Regions from separate parts of the Homo sapiens genome. Here region 1 is linked to region 2. A link is a contact called in ENCODE Hi-C data. All regions are on one chromosome and are shown on one strand. The core of a region is the stretch at or near the end of the contact, and the rest is flanking DNA. Distances in the headings are between cores, read along the strand shown. Region 1 holds the start of HIP1 (huntingtin interacting protein 1). Region 2 holds the start of DNAJC30 (DnaJ heat shock protein family (Hsp40) member C30).

The links. A loop is a pair of places that touch in the nucleus more often than their neighbours do. Pooled maps may share reads with other maps.
Region 1: a pooled map shows a loop between it and region 2 (9-fold over the local background). The contact joins the promoter of HIP1 here to the promoter of DNAJC30 in region 2. A Hi-C loop is called at or near these places in 4 of 50 pooled maps.

Annotation. Positions count from the first base shown.
Region 1 is chr7:75,737,102-75,743,844 of GRCh38, forward strand. It overlaps HIP1 (huntingtin interacting protein 1), which reads right to left and starts at 1,840. Exons shown (of 31, transcript NM_005338.7): 1 at 1,700-1,840. The coding sequence starts at 1,819. RefSeq lists a silencer at 1,628-2,617.
Region 2 is chr7:73,679,027-73,684,864 of GRCh38, forward strand. It overlaps DNAJC30 (DnaJ heat shock protein family (Hsp40) member C30), which reads right to left and starts at 4,427. Exons shown (of 1, transcript NM_032317.3): 1 at 1,892-4,427. The coding sequence starts at 4,397. The coding sequence ends at 3,717. It overlaps BUD23 (BUD23 rRNA methyltransferase and ribosome maturation factor), which reads left to right and starts at 4,571. Exons shown (of 12, transcript NM_017528.5): 1 at 4,571-4,647; 2 at 4,741-4,778. The coding sequence starts at 4,600. RefSeq lists enhancers at 3,849-3,938, 4,179-4,348, 5,279-5,838.

The DNA of each region.
Region 1 (6,743 bases), core at 590-3,089, 2.1 Mb after region 2:
TCAAAATAGAGGCGGGATCTCAGTGTGTTGTCTAGGCAGGTATCGAACTCCTGGGATCAAGTGATCCTCCCACCTTGGCCTCCCAAAGTACGGGGATTACAGGTGTGAGCTAATGCACCCAGCCTAATTTTTTTATTTTTTGTAGAGACAGGGTCGCACTATGTTGCCCAGGTGGGGGGCCAAAGGTTTTCAGAATAAGAAGAGGGGATGAAGTCCTCTGGGGGTGAAAAGCTTTATTCTTTTTTATTATTATTATTTTGAGACGGAGTTTCGCTCTTGTTGCCCAGGCTGGAGTGCAGTGGCGCCATCTCGGCTCACTGCAACCTTCACCTCCCAGATTCAAGCAATTCTGCTGGCCTCAGCCTCCCAAGTAGCTGGGATTACAAGCGTCTGCAACCACGCCCAGCTAATTTTTTGTATTTTTAGTAGAGACAGGGTTTCACCATGTTGGCCAGGCTGGTCTCAAACTCCTGACGTCAGGTGATCCACCCGCCTCGGCCTCCCAAAGTGCTGGGATTACAGGTGTGAGGTACCGCGCCCGGCCAAAAGCTCTATTCTTTGAAAGATTCCATATACAGAACCTTCAGTCAGATTCTCACTGTCTTTTCTAACTAAAATCCCAAAGCCCTTTCCCTCCAACTGTGTTTGGGGGAAGTATTCCTCGCATAACACATCAGGGGACCAGCCTCTGGAGAGGGGGACCCAAATGGATCTTCAAAGGTTCCACTCTGAGCACAAGAGTGTAGAAGAAATCTGCCCCTCCAGCATTGGCACTGGGATTAAAAGAAGCGTTGTACTCTTTGAAATGGATTTTACATACAAATGAATTGATGAACACCATCAACATGTCAGCTTAATTCAGCCCAATCAATACACCAGGCATTAAAAACTCGGAGAAAAAAATGGATTGTGGCTTTTTGTTGATGACACTGAGGAATTTTGGCCCCAAGCCCTGGCCAGGCAGGACAAATAGGGCAGTCTGCCTATTAGCTGTCAGGCACATCTTGGGGGATAAAACCAAGACCCCAAGTCAGGGCTCAGGGGCACCATGGTCTCCACTTTAGCCCCCAAAGTAATTTTCCCACAAAGTGGCCACACTTTGCATTTCCTACATTCCTTTTCCCTGCTCCGACCCCTTCCGCCCGGCCTCAGAGCTGACAGCTGGGGCTGGCCAGAGCCAAGCAAGAGGCATCGAGAAAGGGGGATGCTAAGGGGTGGGGGGTGGGAAGGGATGTCAATGCAACCAAGAAGTGATCGGAGGGGAAGAGAGGTCCCCTCACCCTTCACATTCCCAGCCCGGCGCCCCCACTCTCCGCCCCCACACTTGAGCCTCCAAGTGGCTCCCGTGCGCTTCCCTTGTTTAGGGGCAACCCTTCCATTCCGCCCCTTTTCAGTTCCTTCCCCTCTCACCTCATCTTGGGACTCCTGCCCGGTACCCAGCCGATCAGGCTCCTCTTGGCCACGCATCCTGCCATCTCCTCCGAGCCCGCCTCTGCCCTTCTCCCCAGGCCAGCTGGGGTACCCTGGGGTCCCCGACCTTCCTGGGATCGCCCAGATCTGCACGTCAATGCCCCCGCTCACTACACCCTCGCCCCGTCTTCAACTGGGGCCTGCAAGACTCCTACTCCCTTCAAAGCCCCTCCCGGACACCGCGTCCCTCAGGGTGCCCCAGGGATGCCCCGGGGTCCCCCGTCCTCACCTGAGTCCGCTCGAAGCTCTCGCGCTCCGCCGCCTCCAGCCCAGCGCCGACCCCGCGCCGGCTCAGCACCTTGGGCAGTGGGTTGGGCACCTGCTTCATGGAGCTGGCCATCCGATCCATGTCGCCGCGAGGAGCCGAGTCAGGGGCCCTCGGCTGCCCCGGGATCCCCACGGCGCCGCCCGCCCCGCCCTACCCGCGGGGATCCGGCGCTAACGGGACGGCTCCCGCCTGCCATTGGCTGTGAGTTCTGCCAGTCTTCCAGAGACCCCGCCCCTCGCCGAACGGCTTCCCCGCCCGCCCCCGCCCCTTCAGGAGCCCCTCCGCTGGCTCGGCCCCGACTAGCCTCTCGGGGCCTCGAGGCGCGTGGTGACTGGTCTGGAGTCCTGTCAGTCACCGTGGTCCCGCCGTTCTAGGCAGGGCCGGGGCGGGGTGCGGACGGGGCGAGGCCTGGATGGGGCGTGGCCTGGGCGGGCTGCCCTGATATGCCCTCGCTCGCCCCGCCCCCGCCCGCGCACCGCCCTCTCCTCCCCTCGGCCGCAGTCCCCGCGCGCCCCGAGCGTGCTGCCCTCCGCCAAGCGCCGCCCACTACCCTGCCCGCTCCTGCAGGGGGCTATCCCGCGACGGCCCGTGGAGATGGGCGGGGATGACGCGGGCCGGGCAGTGGGGCCTCCCCCGGGGGAATCCCAGCCCGCCTGCGAATAGCCCGTTAGCTCCTTCCGGGCCTGGGACCCGGGAGCGCCGGACTGACCAGCCCTGCGGCCGCAGCCCGGGAAAGCGCAGCCCCGCGGGCGGGGCGCAGCGTGGGCGCCTGGCCGGATCCGGCTCAATGGGTGGCCGCCCCCACCCAGCTCCCAGGCTTCCCCGTCCTGCACTTCTCCATTCTGCCCCTGCCCATGCCCTCTGCAAGGATCGCAGAGCCCAGGTCCCGGAGTTCGGGGCTGAGTCCGCGGGCACCTCCCGGGACCTGCCTCCCAAACCTCATCAAAGGAACCCGTCAGAGCTTATTTGTTGGTAGAAAGCCCTGTAGACACTTTCGGTTTATCTTAGGCTCTGAGCCGCGCGTCCCATCCTGCTCAGACGTCAGCCAGGGTACCAGCAAGCAGAGAGAAGTGTGATGCTTAGCAGGAGTGCTGGAGAAAGTTAAAAGTTTTCCGTTAAACTCCAATTTAGGTGTGTTTTTGTTTTTGTTTTTGTTTGTTTTTTTTTTTTTTTTTGGTTTCATTTGGAGTCAGTCTCCCTCTGTCGCCCAGGCTGGAGTGCAGATCGTAACACACTGGGACCTTGAGCTCCTGGGTCCTAGCGATTTTCCTGCCTCGGCCTCTCGAGTAGCTGGGACTACAGATGCACGCCACCAAGCCTGGCTATCTTTTTTGCAGAGATGGAGTCTTTCTATGTTGCCCAGACTGGTCTCGAACTCGTGGCCTCAAGCAAGCCTCCCACCTTGGCCTCCCAAAGTACTGTGATTACAGACATGAGCTACAGCACCCGGCATAGATGTATTTTTTAAAAGTTATTTGAAACTCGGAGTAATGAATGGCACCTTTAGGCCTAACAATTTGGTGATTCGTGTGTGTGTGTGTGTGTGTGTGTGTGTTGTAAATTTGGCCAGGTGCGGTGGCTTACACCTGTAATCTCAGCGCTTTGGGAGGCTGAGGCAGGCGGATCGTTTGAGCTCTGAACTTTGAAACCAGCCTGGGCAACATAGCAAGACTCCATCTGTACAAAAAATTTTAAAATTAGCTGGGCGTGGTGGTGCAAGCCTGTAGTCCCAGCTACTCACAAGGCGGGAGGATTACTTGAGCCAGGGAGGCAGAGGTTGCAGTGAGCAGAGATCGCGCCACTGCACTCCAGCCTGGGAGACAGAGCGAGACCCCGTCTCAAAAAAATATATACATATTTCTTTGTAGTGAGGGGTATGTTGCTGGATTGCCCAGGCTGGTCATGATCTCCTGGGCTCAAATGATCCTACCACCTCAGCCTCCCAAAGCACTGGGATTACAGGTGTGAGCCACCCTGCCCTGCCTGTTTTTTTTTTGTTTTTGTTTTTATTTTTTTTAATAAGAGCGTTTGGTAAAAATTCACACATTCAATAGAGAAGTGAAAGAGGGGTGGGCATTTGCGGTTACTAAGGAGCCACTGAAGACTTTTGCTCAGATGTGTGCACTGAGGAGCTTGTATTGTGGGGATGGATTATGGGGGCCTGATGGAAGGGAGGAAATCAGTGGGGAGACTCTAGCGTAGATGAGAGATGATGAGGGCCTAGAAGAGAAGGGAGAGGAGGAAGTTCTGTCCCGTGGGAGGTTACGCAAATAAGGCTTGGACACAGGGATTGGGGGATGGGCAATGGCGGTGCCATTCAGGCTACATTTGCATAGGAAGGACTGGACTGGTTTCACCTTTACTTAAATTGTGTTTCTGTGGGAGGCTTTGGGAGTGCCCCCTCCCTTGTGTTGCTTTGGGAGAGATTAGATGTCACCTGATTTTTCATGTCTAGGGAGAGGGAGATGACAACTGAGCGTGGGAGCACGGTAGGGGCGCTGACAGAGGAAGAGGAAATTACCTTGGCCGGGCACCGTGGCTCACACCTGTAATCCCAGCACTTTGGGAGGTCGAGGCGGGCAGATCACTTGAGGCCAGGAGTTCAAAATCAGCCTGGCCAACATGGTGAAATTCTGTCTCTACTAAAAAATACAAAAAAGTAGCCAGGTGTGGTGGCATGTGCCTGTAATCCCAGCTACTCGAGAAGCTGAGGCTGGAGAATCACTTGAGCCTGGGAGGCGAAGGCTGCAGTGAGCTGAGATCGCACCAGTGAACTCCAGCCTGCATGACAGAGTGAAACTCTATCTCCAAAAAGCAAAAAACAAAAAACAAACAAACAAAAATCTCAATTTTTAAAAAACATTTATTTATTTAGAGATAGGGTGTAGTGACTTCCTGCTGTTCCAGCAAATCCTGGTGCTTTGCCAATTTACCCGTCCTGGTTGATTCCCCTAACTCAGGTCACACCTTTGTACATAGTTTCTTCCTTTTTTTTTTTTAAGAGACAGACTCTCGCTCTGTTGCCCAGGCTGGAGTGCAGTGTCGCAATCTCAGCTCACTGCAGGCTCTGCCTCCCAGGTTCAAGTTATTCTCCTGCCTCAGCCTCCCAAGTAGCTGGGATTACAGGTGTATGCCACCATGCCCGGCCAATTTTTGTATTGTTAGTACAGACAGAGTTCCACCATGTTGGCCAGGCTGGTCTCGAACTCCTGACCTCAAGTGATCTGCCCGCCTCAGCCTCCCAAAGTGCTGGGATTACAGGCATGAGCCACCATGCCCATCCATGTCTGGCTAATTTTTAAAAAATTTTTTGTGGCCGTGCCACAGTGGCTCATGCCTGTAATCCCAGCACTTTGTGAGGCCAAGGCAGGCAGCTCACTTGAGGCCAGGAGTTCGAGACCAGCCTGGGCAACGTGGCAAAACCCCGTCTTTACTAAAAATACAAAAATTAGCAGGGTGTGATGGCACGCGCCTGTAATCCCAGCTATTTGGGAGGCTGAGGCACGAGAATCGCTTGAACCCTGGAGGTGGAGGTTGCAGTGAGCCAAGTGTGATGGTGCACACCTGTAATCCCAGCTCCTCAGGAGACTGAGACGGGAGGATCCCTTGAGCCCAGGAGGTCGAGGCTGCAGTGAGCTATGATTGCACCCCTGCACGCCAGCCTGAGAGACCGAGACCCTCTCTCAGGAAAAAGAAAGAGAAGGAACTATGTACAAAGGTGTGACCTGAGTTAAGGGAATCAACCGGGACAGGTAAAGCACCAGATATTACTGGAACACCAGGAAGCTGTTACCATCTCTAGACCTAAAGAGAAAAGGGGAGGGAGCTGTGCTGTAACCTGGTGGGGGCTCTGGTCATGGGAAAGTAGGCATTTTCCCAGAGCTGTGACCTTAGGTAGAAAACCCACAGTCACTGTGGAAAGTGGCGTGGCAGGGAGGCAGCTGGGGGATGAATACCCCAATCTCTCTCTCTCTCTTTTTTTGTTTTTTCACGACAGGGTCTCATTCTATTGCCCAGGCTGGAGTGCAGTGGCACAATCTCGGCTCACTGAAACCTCCGCCTCCCGTGTTCGAGTGATTCTCTTGCCTCAGCCTCCCAAGTAGCTGGGATTACAGGTGTCCACCACCACGCCCGGCTAACTTTTGTATATTTTTATTTATTTTTATATTTATTTATTTATTTATTTATTTATTTATTTATTTATTTATTTATTTGAGACAGAGTCCTGCTCTGTTGCTCAGGCTGGAGTGCAGTAGCGGGATCTCGGCTCACTGTAGCCTCCACCTCCCAGGTTCAAGCGATTCTCCTGACTCAGCCTCCTGAGTAGCTGGGATTACAGGCGCCCATGACCAATTCCTGCTAATTTTTGTATTTTTAGTAGAGACAGGGTTTCACCATGTTGGCCAGGCTGGTCTTGAACTCCTGACCTCAGGTGATCCGCCCACCTCAGCCTCCCAAAGTGCTAGGATTACAGGCGTGAGCCACCGCGCCCAGTCATTTCTCTCTCTCTCTCTCTCCCGGCCATTTCTCTCTCTCTCTCTCTCTCTCTCTCTCTCTCTCTCTCTCTCTCTCTCTCCCTCTCTTTCTCATCTACTTTGATTTCCTCCTAGTGCCTCCCATTGTCTAAACCCAGTTGGAAGCCAAGGGCAAGGGTGATGTGGTCAGTGCTGTTCCCATCCCTTCTTCTAGGCACAGAGCCAGCTGGAGAGTTTGGAGCGCTGGATCTGGAGAGGCAAAGAGATTTTTAGCGCAGAGGATTCTCAGGGGTGTACCTCCAAGGAAAAACACCAGACAAGCAGATGATATTCTTAATAACATTGCTTCTTTGAGCCCATTCTCTGTCTTGTGCCCTCGTCACTCTCTGGACCCAGCTAAAGAATGATTTATGACCCTTTGCCCAGAGTTTATGCCTTCAATAAACACGGCCCCTTTAAACAGGGATTAAGGGCTCAGCCTAGTTCTTAATAGGAATAAACCAGACTAGGAATCAGGAATTTGTGGTTTG
Region 2 (5,838 bases), core at 3,177-5,676:
CTTATCAGCCGTCCCTCTCTCAGCCTGTTTGCACAGGGTCTGGCGACCTTCCAGGAAGCCCAACAGTTTGAAACACAGACCTCTTCCATTTCCAAAAAAGGGTGTGTTGGTGGCCACTCCAAGTCAATCGTGACCCAGTAGGACAGCTCTGTGGCCTAAGGTAAGCTATTCCTAATCAATTTGGCTCATACAGAGGTGCACTCAATGAATGAAATGCCGGAACCTCAGAAGGAAGAGGGAGAAAGCCTACTTCCTCAACACTGGGATCTGTAAAGGGTCATCTCACCCAGCAATAAATAAAGGGCAACAGAAGGGAAAAAGCAGTTTGGCTCAGGAGAAATAAAGTCCCATTCAAGCCCAAAGACACCACCACAATTACCTAGACCTGTGCGCCTTTGGTTCCTGTCTTGTGGCCTCTGTCTCCCCATTTAGGAACCACGCCTGTGGCTCACTCGGCCTCGTGCTATACCAGTAACCCCCTCCCCACCCCACTGAGCACAGCCTGGGCCAGGCTGGGCCCCTTTACCCTATTCTCCCATCCTAGGTCCAAACTTCTAGGGAGTTTTGTTTCAGTTTGTGAAAAAGAAAAAGGATTAAGGCTGGGCATGTCTGAGCCATCCTCCACAACCAGGAATTATGGAATAGCCCCTAGAAGGCAGGGGCTAAGGTCATGGCCGAGTTCAGCCTCCACTTGCCAGGTAGCAGCAGAGAAAGAAAAGACTCAAGCCAATCTGAGTGGGTGGGGGGAAAATGTGACCATGGGAACCTTTTGGGGGTCCTTCAAAAAGCCTCCCACACATTTTCCTTTCCATGAAGAGCACAGGCTCAGTTTCAGGGCAGGCAGGGAGTGGGGTCCCTCAGGCATTAGCTCTGGCCTACAAAACCCTGAGGCATAAAGGGATGACATTACGGAGTAGGCCTTGTGCTGAGTCAGGGGAGAGGCTTAGGATTGGATGATGGTTAGTAAACCTTATAGAATACTTTGCTTAGAGTTTCATGGAATGTCCCAGAAGTTTACCTTAGTCTGGACCCACCCCCAGTCTGAACCTTCTGGAATTTTCTATGTACCCCAGATTCGGGGGCTCACAGGGAACGTTCCTGGCTGGGATCTTGACTGAGAAAACAAACTTCAGAGGTCTATCTCAAGGAGCCCATGCTATTAGACCACTAGTGCTTTACAAACCCACATCGAAAGGAGGCCACCTGTTTCACTAGAACAAAAAGCCCTTGCCCCACTGTTTCTGTCGTGCCTGCTTTACTGGTTGAGAAGCACTAGTTTCAGAACATTTTGCTAAACTCCACTTCGTGCAGTTTGTTTTTCCAGAAAAAAGAAACTCCACTTGCTGCAGTTTTGTTTTTCCAGAAAAAAGTCTCTGTCCTGTTTTCTAAATATGAAACATAGTAACAATAAATGTTCTTTTAAAAAGTACATATCCCCTTCCCCCAAGTCCAGGCTCACTGAGCCAAACAGGTCTGAACCAGATTGGGCTCAAATCTTTTTTTTCTTTTTCTTTTTTTTTTTTTTTGAGATAGGGTCTAGCTTTGTAGCCCAGGCTGGAATGCAGTGGCAGGATCGCAGCTCACTGCAACCACGACCTCTCAGGCTCAAGCGATTCTCCCACCTTAGCCTCCTGAGTAGCTGGGACTACAGGCACTTGCCACACCCGGCTAATTTTTGTGATTTTTGTAGAGATGGGGTTTTGCCGTGTTGCCCAGGCTGGTCTCCAACTCCTGAGGTCAAGTGATCCACCCGCCTTGGGTGGATCCCAAAGTGTTGTGCCAGGCCCCAGATCTTCATTACTGCATCATATGATCACTGCAAAGCCTGGAGTAGGGGCATACCCCCAACCTCCGAGGCAAGAGACAATCAATGGTTTCCCTTTTTTTTTTTCCTTTTCAGGCTAGATTGGCACAATGATGGAATGGTTTTCAAGAGGCCAAGTAGGACCAGCTGTGGGTTTATCCCATTTTACCTAAGGATTTTACACAATACATTGAGTGCAGGAATGGCACGCAATGATTGCACTCAGTAATATACCAAACCACTCCTGGCTTTGTTTAGACCCTAGACTTGGGCCCTCATCCTTCTCGTAGACCTCTTGCGAGGATTTTCCCCTTTTACAGATTCACACTCAGTCCCGAACAGAAACACTTGAGCACCTACAATCTCACAGCCAACTCCCTGCCAACGTCCAGTGACTCACAGTTAAGAGAGCTTCAGCAGCAGCTCTGACCAAAGTGATGACCAACTACTTAACATGAATTAGAAACAGAGCAGAAAAAACACGCCTTTAGCCTGCTCTGCGTAAAGAACCAAGTCTCCACCATGAACACCAAGCCACCAACTCCCCGTCCCTCAGTAGTCCTGTGTACTCCCAAAGCCCCAAAATTTACCCCAGCCTCAAGCAGCCTTGTTTAAAAAATTAAGGAAGGGCCTGTGATAAGCACTGCAAGTTAAACAGAAACAGGGGACTTAAGTGCAGAGTTTGTCACTCTATTTCTGGGAGGGGATGGGCTGCACAGTGTGCAATGGGGCTGGCTGGTAAAGGGAGGACCAGGTGACAGCCAGCCACACTGTCTCAAGGATGAACCTGGCCCTGCTAGCATTATGCTGTAATCCCTGTGGATTAGAACTATGGATAATAGGGCCGGGAGCAGTGGCTCATGCCTGCAATCCCAGCACTTTGGGAGGCTGGACGGGCAGACAGCCTGAGGTCGGCAGTTCGAGACCTCAGTCTGGCCAGCATGGTGAAACCCCGTATCTACTAAAAATACAAAACACTAGCCAGGTGTGGTGGGAGCCTGTAATCCCAGTTACACAGGAGGCTGAGGCAGGAGAATCGCTTGAACCCGGGAGGTGGAGGTTGCAGTGAGCTAAGATCGCACCACTGCACTCCAGCCTGGGCAACAGAGCGCAAGACTCCATCTCAAAAACAAAACAAAACAAAAAACCCCCCAAAAACTATGGATAATAAAGCATGACAGACCTCAAGATGCCAAATGATTTTCTCCTCTGCTGTCATGCCTACAGAGTAACTTCTCCAAGGTCACACATTAAATATGGGCACAGGAACACTCATTCCTTATGCTCAATGACTTTTTCTCACTCCTACATGCTATCAACATAAGGAGGAGTGCCCCAGGGGGCTGACCTTAGCGGGAGGAACGACAGGCTCTCCACCGATCCCATTCTTACCCTGGACCAGGTCTCACCTGCGGCTTGGGGAAGTCACAGAAAGACAAGTTTCGTACAACCCCAGACCTTTTCTTTTGGTAGTCAACAATTGGTCACATTGCACATTTCAAGGTTACAGAGGCCCACCATACACATGCGGGGCAGGAGGAGATAAATCTTGCTTGGGGCTAAACAATAAAGCTACAGCGAGTGTTCCAGAAGTTGACCACATCTGGAAGCAAGAAGACAGACTCTGGAAGAAGCACCCTAGAGACTCCAGGAACCCCCTTCACTCCTGGGCTTTCGGGACTCTACAGCGTGGGGCCTCTTTCTCAGACATCGAAAGGCCTCCTTTTCTGGACCACAGTGGAGCGATGTGCAGGTCATCGGCTAAGCTGGGCGGGTCGGGGAGGGCAGGGGGAGTACAGTTCCTTCGGATCCCAGCAAAGGTAGACTATCAATGGCCAAGGGTTCAGAGGCAGGAAAAAAGGCCGTTTCTGGGGGGTTGGCTGGGGACACTCCCCTTCCCTTCTCTCTCCGATTAAATATAAAAGCCGATGATGATGAAGATTGAAAAGATGAGGAAAATGGCAGCCGTGTCTCGGGTATCCTCCCAGCGGAGGCCTTTCATGGACCGATACTCCTGCCGTTTGCGAAGGGCCTCCCGCCGGGCCCTCAGGCGCCGTTCCCGCTCCAGTTGTTCCCCGTAGTGGGCCTGGTAGAAGGCGTCAAAGTTGAACATCGTGCGGTTGGCGCCGGGGGAGGCCCGAGAACCGTCGTGGGTCCGAGAGGTGGGCGGCGGGGTACGCGGCGAGCCGGGGTCGGGTGCGGGCGTCCTGGAGGGCCGGACGCCAGGTCCGCGCAGGTCCTCGTCGCTGAGTAGGCCGCGATCATACTTGCGACGGAGGGTGGCACTGCCCAGCACCACGTAGGCCTGGGAGATGCGCGTGAAGCGCTCGGCGGCCTCCGCGCTCCCGGAGTTGCGGTCCGGGTGGTAGAGAAAGCACTGACGGTAGTAAGCCGCCTTGATTTGGGCCTGCGTGGCTGTGGAGGGGACGCCGAGCAGATCATACAGCGCCGTGCGCGAATACGAGCAGTCGCCCTGGGAATAAGTCCTCGCTCCTAGGCCCAGGCTGGGTGCAGAATTTTGTGGAAAGCCACGGGCCTGCAGCAACCTCCAAGGTAACAGCCGCTGCCACCATCGCCAGCGCATGGCTGCCATGTTGAATTGATTCGGCAGGCGGTGCAAGAGAAACCGGCCAATGAGAGGAGTCGGTTGGTCGCCCTGTGGCCAGTCACGTAAAGGGGGGGGCGGGGCGGTCGTGGGGGTGGAACATGCGTATTACTAAGCGGTCGCCGGGCTGATGACATAAAAACCGGGTGCCGGCAGGCGCCAGTCGCAGGTGTGCTGCTGAGGCGTGAGAATGGCGTCCCGCGGCCGGCGTCCGGAGCATGGCGGACCCCCAGAGCTGGTAAGTCCCGGGGCCCGCGGACACCCCTCTCCCCACTTCTGCGGCCACCGCGTCTGAATTATTCCTCTACATGCCATTTTCTCTTTTTCGCAGTTTTATGACGAGACAGAAGCCCGGAAATACGTTCGCAAGTGAGGGGAGCCTGAATACTGCGGGGCGTCCGGGGGTCGGGAAGCGGCAAGTTGCCCCTGTTGCTGGCGTTGCCCGGAAAGGCCGTAGAATTTGGGGGTGCGGGAAGGGAAGGACCCGGGTGGGTGCCGATTTCTGTCTCTGGTAAATCAACTTTAAGTTGCCGACCTCTCTGGGCCTCGGTACCTCAGCGTTGAGGTAGGGGTGATCGCGCTTGCTTTCCGTGGGTGGTTTTCAAAGTCGAATGTGACAATTTGTCCTAAACATGTGGTAAAAGAGGCGCTGGGCGGTGGGTACGGGCGAGGGGTCAGTCCTGGTGGGGGGAAGGAAGTAATGGCCGTAGGATGCTTATCGTGGCGCCTTGTTGCCAATAAATCTCCAAGACAGCAGTTGGTGTATTATTGTCTGAATTTCATAGAGGGTAGTTTGTATAACTACTGAGTTGTAGCCAGGTGGGAGTGGCTCACGCGTGTAATCTCAGCAATCGCAGCACTTTGGGAGGCTGAGGCGGGAGGATCGCTTGAGCTCAGGGGTTCGAGACCAGCCTGGGCAACGTAGCGAGCCCCCGTCTCCGCAAGTAATAAAAAAATTAGCCGGGTGTGGTGGCTCCCCTCTGCCTCTCCAGTAGTTGGGACCACAGGCGCGCGCCACTACGCCTGGCTTTTTTTTGTAAATTTTTGTTGCGATGGGGTCTCGCTGTGTTGCCCAAGGTGGCCCAAGCCCAGGGCTCAAGCGATCCTCCCGCCTTCGTCTCCCGAACTGTTGGGATTGCAGGCGTGAGCCAGCGCACCTCGAGTCGTTAAAAAAAAAAAAAAGGGGGGGGGATGGGGGCGGGGGGAAGCTGGCGCGGTGTCTCACGCCTGTAATCGCAACACTTTGGGAGGCTGAGGCAGACGGATCACCTGAGGTCAGGAGTTCGAGACCAGCCTGGCCAACATGGCGAAACTCCAGCTCTACTAAAAATGGAAAAAATTAGCCGGGCGCGATGGCGGGTTTCTGTAACCCCAGCTACTCGGGAGGCTGAGGCAGGAGAATAGCTTGAACCCGGGAGGGGGAGGTTGC